Regions from separate parts of the Homo sapiens genome. Here region 2 is linked to region 1. A link is a contact called in ENCODE Hi-C or POLR2A ChIA-PET data. All regions are on one chromosome and are shown on one strand. Each heading gives the region's core, a stretch centred on a gene start or an enhancer-like site at or near the end of the contact. The rest is flanking DNA. Distances are from core to core; before and after follow the strand shown. Region 1 holds the start of OSTC (oligosaccharyltransferase complex non-catalytic subunit). Region 2 holds the start of SGMS2 (sphingomyelin synthase 2).

Region 1 (3,381 bases), core at 122-2,621:
AAACGCTGGTTTTGGTGTAAATGCATTCATTATTGGTGTTATCATTGGCCTTTACATAACCTAAGATTCGTGTGGCTCCGTTAAGACATAGGCAATATGACTCTGGGAGAGACTCTCACTAATGAACAGTAAGGGCAGCAAGCCTCAACTGTACTTAGAATTGGATACTACAATGTTTTGATAGTATTTTCATTACCGTCTTCAAGCAATTTCTTAACAATTGAGTTGTTAGCTAATTAGAAGTGCAGAACCAATACATGGCATCCTGTAAAAATAACCACGGGCTTAGTAACAAGCAAATAAAAAAATATAAAAACATTGGCTCTATAATGTGTCAATATGCTCTGGACTTATGTAATCAGTGACTCTTAACTCTTGCTCCAAAAGGAAGTTAACATTTGTAGAGTCTTAAAAGATTATATAAAAAAGAAAAGCAAAACAGAAAACAAAAAATCTTTTAGACCTTCTAGTCCATCCCTAATGACTAATTCTCCATCATATATTTTCATCTATTTGGATTGTAAATGTTGCCCAGACCAGAGATGGCGGTGGTTCACACTAGGGTGTCAGTGGTGGAATGGTGAGGGGCAGATGAATTGGAGATATTTTGGTAGTACAGCCAAAGAGACCTACTAATATTTTGGATGCAGAAGGTTAGTAAGGAGAGAAATCCAGACGACTTTAAGATTTTTGGCCAGAGGGATTTTACCTTTTAGCGACATACAGATGACCAAGGGAAGAGCAAAGTTGAGAGGATGAGTTATTCAAAATAGTATTATGGTCACGCCAAGCTATCAGCATTAAGGCATCCCTGTAGAGATGTCCTGTTGACATTTGTGATCCAGGCTGGATGTTTAAAAAAAATTGGTAACATATTACTTTAGCAACTATTATTAATTCTTATTATTACCACGACTACATCGGGAAGTAAAAGCTCAGCAGCCTCCGGCTTTTCCTAACCCTTGAAAAAACCTCTAATATAAAAGGCATTTATATCCAAAAGTTCCCATTCATCTCCCGCTCTGGGAACCGGGAGCGCCCCCTGTCCAATCAGCTTTCAAATCCCCTGCGTCAGCGAGTGGGCGGGGCTCACCTAGATTCCTTGGCCTCCGCTTCTCCGGCTTGGCCACGTTAGAAGTCCCGCAGGTCCTTGAAGGTACACAAATCACCTATATATCCATTAGAAAAATGTAGAGTACATTATCACAATGTAAGTTTAATTAGATTAAATAATTTACAACACTTTATTCATATCATTTATTTGTTTTATTTAGTTTCTTATTTTCTTCTATGAGTATAGTAACCACCTCCGAGCTTTACGGATCTGCGGGTCCTTTCCTCGCGCACGCGCACTTGTTAGGGAGGGCGGGCCTGTTTCCGGGAGGCGCGTGGGGCTTGAGGCCGAGAACGGCCCTTGCTGCCACCAACATGGAGACTTTGTACCGTGTCCCGTTCTTAGTGCTCGAATGTCCCAACCTGAAGCTGAAGAAGCCGCCCTGGTTGCACATGCCGTCGGCCATGACTGTGTATGCTCTGGTGGTGGTGTCTTACTTCCTCATCACCGGAGGTAACTCGGGCTGTCGGGCCCGAGAGGCTGAGGAGCGGAGAACTGACCCGCCCCGGGAGGCGCGTCTGTTCCGCTGACTCTCAGCCCCGGGGGAAGCATAGCTCTGCTTTGGATCTTTTCTGAGGGTGGAGGGGAGTTCTGGGGTCCGAAGTGTTAACGTCCAAGTTTATTCGCCTTCACGCCCTGTCTTAAGAGAATTCGTGTTCTCACTCCCATTGCCTTTCTTCTCCTTCTAGCCCTCCCATCCCAGGGATCCGAGTCAAATATATTTTTCAAGGCCAAATTGTTGCTCTTTTTGTTGCTTGCCATACGTTGTTTGATAAATGTCCTGGGAAAGCCTAATTTGGCAAACTCCGTTTCCATGGTTGGTTGTTTGATAAAGGTCCTGGGAAGGTCTAATTTGGCCAACTCCGCTTCCATGGTTGGTCAAGAGCTTGTGGGACTTTTAAACTTATCTTTGTCCTGGAATCTTGGAAGAGACTTGACAATCTTTAGTTTTGTTGGCTCAAACCTAGGGTTCTGTGTTGCCTTTTGCATGACCTACAATAAATATCAATGGAATTTTCTGAAATCACAGGTTTGATAAATATTTGAGATTGGAGATGAGATTTGCAGACGATACTGTATTTCAGTGGGCAGAAGTTGAGAATTAAAAAAATAAGATAAATAGCATTACTATTAAACGCTTCTGAATTGTCTATCATCTTATTCTGTCCTTTTCAAATAGAAAATTGCAAAGGGGCGTTGCCTTATGTACTGGTGAGTTGGCAATCCGGCTAGTCTTTTCAGAGCCACTACCCTTTCAGGCCACAGTTCCAAGATTTACTTAGAACTGTGCTACTGTGTACATTTAGATTTGGGGAAGTGGTGTACTTAACTTGGAAATTATAAAATTAATTTAGATTTTGGGAAGTGGTGTACTTAACCTGGAAATTATAAAATTAAAGCTACGGATTTGGGATAGCAAAAGTAGTTCTACTTTTAAGGGAGTGGCCATATAATTGTTATTTTCATAGATGTTTTGTGAGAATAGTTGGCACTGAAGGGGGAGGATTCAAACTGAGAGAGCTGAGTTCTAGAAAGCACCTTTGAATTTACCTCCTTCCCCCAATCTAGAATAGTGAGAATTAACTTACGTTCATTTAAATAAATTACATTTAAATATTTGAGTTACATTTAAATACTTATTTGGTAACAAGATACTATCTAGCATTGCATTAGCATTAACCATTAACATTTGCTCATCAAGTTAATAGCTACTGTACTGAATAAACAAAATTTAAAATGCATGTGGCTTTTAAAAATAATAGACTTTTAAAAATAAATAATATAGAATAATTCAGTATTATTATTGAGTGCTCGCTTCGGCAGCACATATACTAAAATTGGAATGATAGGGAGAAGATTACCATGGCCCCTGTGCAAGAATGACTCGCAAATTCGTGAAGCGTTCCATATTTTTGCACAGTTCACGAAGGTCGTTGGACAAAAAAAAAGTCATTATTCAATAATAATAATGAATAATGCTAGTTTCTTTCCTGTAACCCTTACTTCCCTTGGAGTCGGATTCTTTGCGAGAAGCCTCAGTTTTCTTTGTGGCCCTCTTTTTTCTCCTGTTGATTATTGTAATGGGGAGATTCTTTGTCCCAACCATTGGGGGAAAGTGGAAAGGTTGCTTTTTAGTGGCCAGGTCTATGAGGTATCTTGTATGATGAATTGGTTTTGCCACTGGAAGGGAAGAAGTCTCTTCTAAAAACTGAGTGCACCTTTATAAATAAACTATTTGTTGCTGACAAATAGTCAGCAAATAGATA
Region 2 (3,396 bases), core at 386-2,885, 830 kb before region 1:
TAGCAGTGAGATTGCTAGGTCATACGGTATCTCTATTTTTAGTTTTATGAGGAACTTCCATACTGTTCTCCATAGTGGTTATACTTTTTACATTCCCACAAACACAAGGGTTCCTTTTTTTTTCCACAACCTCGCCAGTATTTATTGCCTGAGCACCTTTTCATATACCTGTTTGCTATTTGTATGTCTTCTTTTGAGAAATGTCTATTCAAATCTTTTGCCCATTTATTACTCGGACTATTAGATTTTTTTTTCCTATAGAGTTGTTGGAGCTCCTCATATATTCTGGTTATTAATCCCTTGTCAGATGGATAGTTCCCATTCTGTGGGTTGTCTCTTCAGTTTGTTTCCTTTGCTGTGCAGAAGCTTTTTAGCTTAATATGATCCCATTTGTCCATTTTCTTTGGTTGCCTGTACTGTGACGACATCTTGAAGTTGCGAGTTTGGGGATTGCCTGCCTTGTATATTCTTTTCTGTTACCATCATCTTTAATAGCCACAAATGACTGTTGACCCACATGATATCTGCACTAGAAACCCAAAGATTCCCGTCATTATTTTTGTTGATTATATGGAAGCACCCATAAACCAGCGCAAATCCTAAACATAATTATCTTGTCCAGAAGGAGACATTAATGTAAAACTTATGTCAAGAAAGATTTAGCCACATTCCCTCGGATTGGTCATTCCTAGTTAGAGTCCTTGAGGCTGCCATCGTTTACTTTGAAAACTGCCCAGCAGGTGTATGAATAGCAACTCCAGGACAATGTAGAACCATTACCATTTTAAAGACAGCAATCCCCCTTTTAAAAAACTACTGAGGCCTTCGAAGAAACCACACGGCTGCCTTGGGCCCCAAAAGCTGCGGAAAAGCGCAGTATTCAGTTAAGCAAATAACTACTTACACTGTTTATTTTGGTTACGATTCCTTAAGTGAGAAGTAAATCAATTAACAGGACAAATGACACGATGGTTAGGCACGAAAGGGACAGTGCTGCCACCTCATTAGCTTGGAGCAACCTTCCAGCTCATACCATGCGGACTGATGACTAACCTTGCCAGGCAACGCTGTGAGGTTTGGAAACCCACCTCTTTGACCTAGGCCCGGTCAACACCGATAAACCCTCTGAATCAACGCTGGCGCTCCCAAGCCCACTCACACGCCGTCAGGAAGCAGTTTCCGAAACAGGCCGGGTGCGGGGGTGGGGGATCCCGTTCCAGCCCCACCCCTGAAAGTTGCTGGGAGTGGCACCCAAAGAACTTTCCCAGATTGATCTCTGTTGCCGCTCAGGGAGGTCAGCTCCAGGCCCTCAGCCTTTCGGCCGGGAGCCAAACTGCCCTGCCTGCCAAGCCCCTCCTTCTCTGCACCTTAAACAGCCGCGAGGGGAGAGTCGGCTGGGATTTTCTTCTTAAGAAGTCGCGCAGGTTTTTCGAGCTCCACTCTGCGCCAGGAGAGCCACGGCAGCAGGAACGGGCACTGCTGCCACCGGGCCGACGGGTGAGTCACTGTTTGGAAATGGAGTGGGCGGGCGAGGGTGTGAGAGAATGAATGATGTCAAGAGCGCGCTGGGCGCAGGGCGCAGGGAGCGGGCCGCGCGCGGCGGGCGGGGAGAGCGGGCGCGGGGCCGCGGTCAACACTGAGCGCCGCGCCGTGGGCCGAGTGGGGCGGGGAGACCCAGCCCTCGGCGCGCACGGAGCCTGGCCGGTGCTGCAGCGCCGCCGAGTGCGGCCTCGGGGGCGGCGGCCGCGGGAGGGACCCGGAGAGCTGCTTCCCCTAGTCAGGCCGCGGCGTGGGAGGGCGAGACCCCGAGCAAACTTTCTAGCGGCTTCGGCCCGAGGGTGGTGACGCCCGGGGCTGGTCGCGGCGGCTGCGGCAGCGGGCTCCATCCCCTGGCAAATCCCCTTCCCGGGAGCAAGTGCCTTCAGCTGGGAGTGTCTGGAGCCCTGGCCACCAGCGGGTAAGGAGCGCGCGGAGGGGCCAGGAGGAGGATGGGCTGGGGAGCGGAGAGTCCTCCGAAGCGCGGGAGGGGAAAGGTGGATTGCGAAGCGGGGACGTGGCTCTAATCCGGCCCCCACCCTCCCCGCCCAGGGCATGCTTCCTCGATTTTGTGGTCTGGAGGAGAGATGTGTGCCTTAGTCTCCTTCCTCTGAGCAGTCATCTCATTCATTTGCAACCCATTTCGGGTACCCCGGTCCTGGCGTTGGAAGGGCACAGGTTAAACCCCAGATTGTCCAGAACCACTCCGGAGGTCAGGGCTGAAGTTCAGTTGGTGGAGGAGGGACTGTGTGTGTGTGTTTGTGTGTGTGGTTTTTCTTTTCTTTCTCTTTTTTTTTTTTTTTTTTTTTGAGAGGCACTTACTGATGATGTGTGAACAGTAACAGCCCAGCTCTGGGCAGCCCACACCGAAACCCTTCAACGTGTGGCATTCCAGAGCTGCTCCCTTTACGGAAGGGAAGACTTGGTTTCTCAGCGAAAATAAGGGGCGGGGAACCCCTGTCAACATCCATCCAGAGGTATGGATAATCATTAATTATCCACGGCTTGAAACCAACTCAAAATGTTATGTCCTGTAGTCTTTTTTATTTATTAATGTTGCCGGTCCTCTATTTCAAGTCTTGCCTGCTCTGAAATGACCTTAAAATCATTTTGACATGTGTGTTATATTTTGAAGAGATTCAACTGTTTAGTGTCACTGGATTCGGCGTGGGTTTTCAATCTGTACCTAACTTTTCAAATCCTTGGTTTCATTACCAGTCTCCTCTATTAACGGTGGGTGCTCAGGCACATTAAACATTCTGAACCAGTAAAATGGGATTATAGCTACTTCAGATAATAAGGTGGATTAAATAAGGATTAATAATGAGGATAATAATGAGGATTAAAGCGCAAAAGACTTCTCATAATGTCTGGTACAAAGCAGACCCCAACAAATTATAGCTGTTTATATATAAATAATAGTGTGTTGCAGCTGGCTTAGGTAATAACCAATTAATTTCCACAGAATGTCCTCCTTATAAGCCTGGTGGGCCGAGGGTTAGCATGTGAAATCCTTTGGCAAGTTCCTTAGATTGGGAAGTGATGTTTTCAGCAAGTTAAACATTTTTAGTACGGATACCTGAGAAGGTTATGGTTTCCATCCTGTGTCATGGGAACTGCCATTTACTGTTTAAACAATGTCAGAGCAATGGCTGAAAGTGACAACCTGGAATTTACAGGAAGAAAGGACGTGAGGAAGCTAACTTTACCTTTACCTTTTTTTTTTCCTAAAGAAGCAGTGCAAGCAGTGCAAAATTTCCTCTTTATGGCCCTTTCCTTGGTCTTCTAATGTTCTTACTTCACAATAGTCTGGTTGAAGTGTTTTTTTTTTTAACAAGTTAATGTTTAATTTGGTTCCTT

The links. A loop is a pair of places that touch in the nucleus more often than their neighbours do. ChIA-PET counts read pairs that join two places held with the same protein, here RNA polymerase II (POLR2A). Pooled maps may share reads with other maps.
Region 2: a pooled map shows a loop between it and region 1 (6-fold over the local background). The contact joins the promoter of SGMS2 here to the promoter of OSTC in region 1. A Hi-C loop is called at or near these places in 6 of 50 pooled maps. POLR2A ChIA-PET finds 5 or more read pairs at or near these places in 2 of 52 experiments (activated CD4-positive, alpha-beta T cell and activated T-cell).

Annotation. Positions count from the first base shown.
Region 1 is chr4:108,649,228-108,652,608 of GRCh38, forward strand. OSTC (oligosaccharyltransferase complex non-catalytic subunit) reads left to right here and starts at 1,372. Exons shown (of 4, transcript NM_021227.4): 1 at 1,372-1,567. The coding sequence starts at 1,429. It also overlaps the pseudogene RNU6-431P. RefSeq lists enhancers at 1,312-1,661, 2,276-2,325.
Region 2 is chr4:107,823,297-107,826,692 of GRCh38, forward strand. SGMS2 (sphingomyelin synthase 2) reads left to right here and starts at 1,636. Exons shown (of 7, transcript NM_001375905.1): 1 at 1,636-1,957.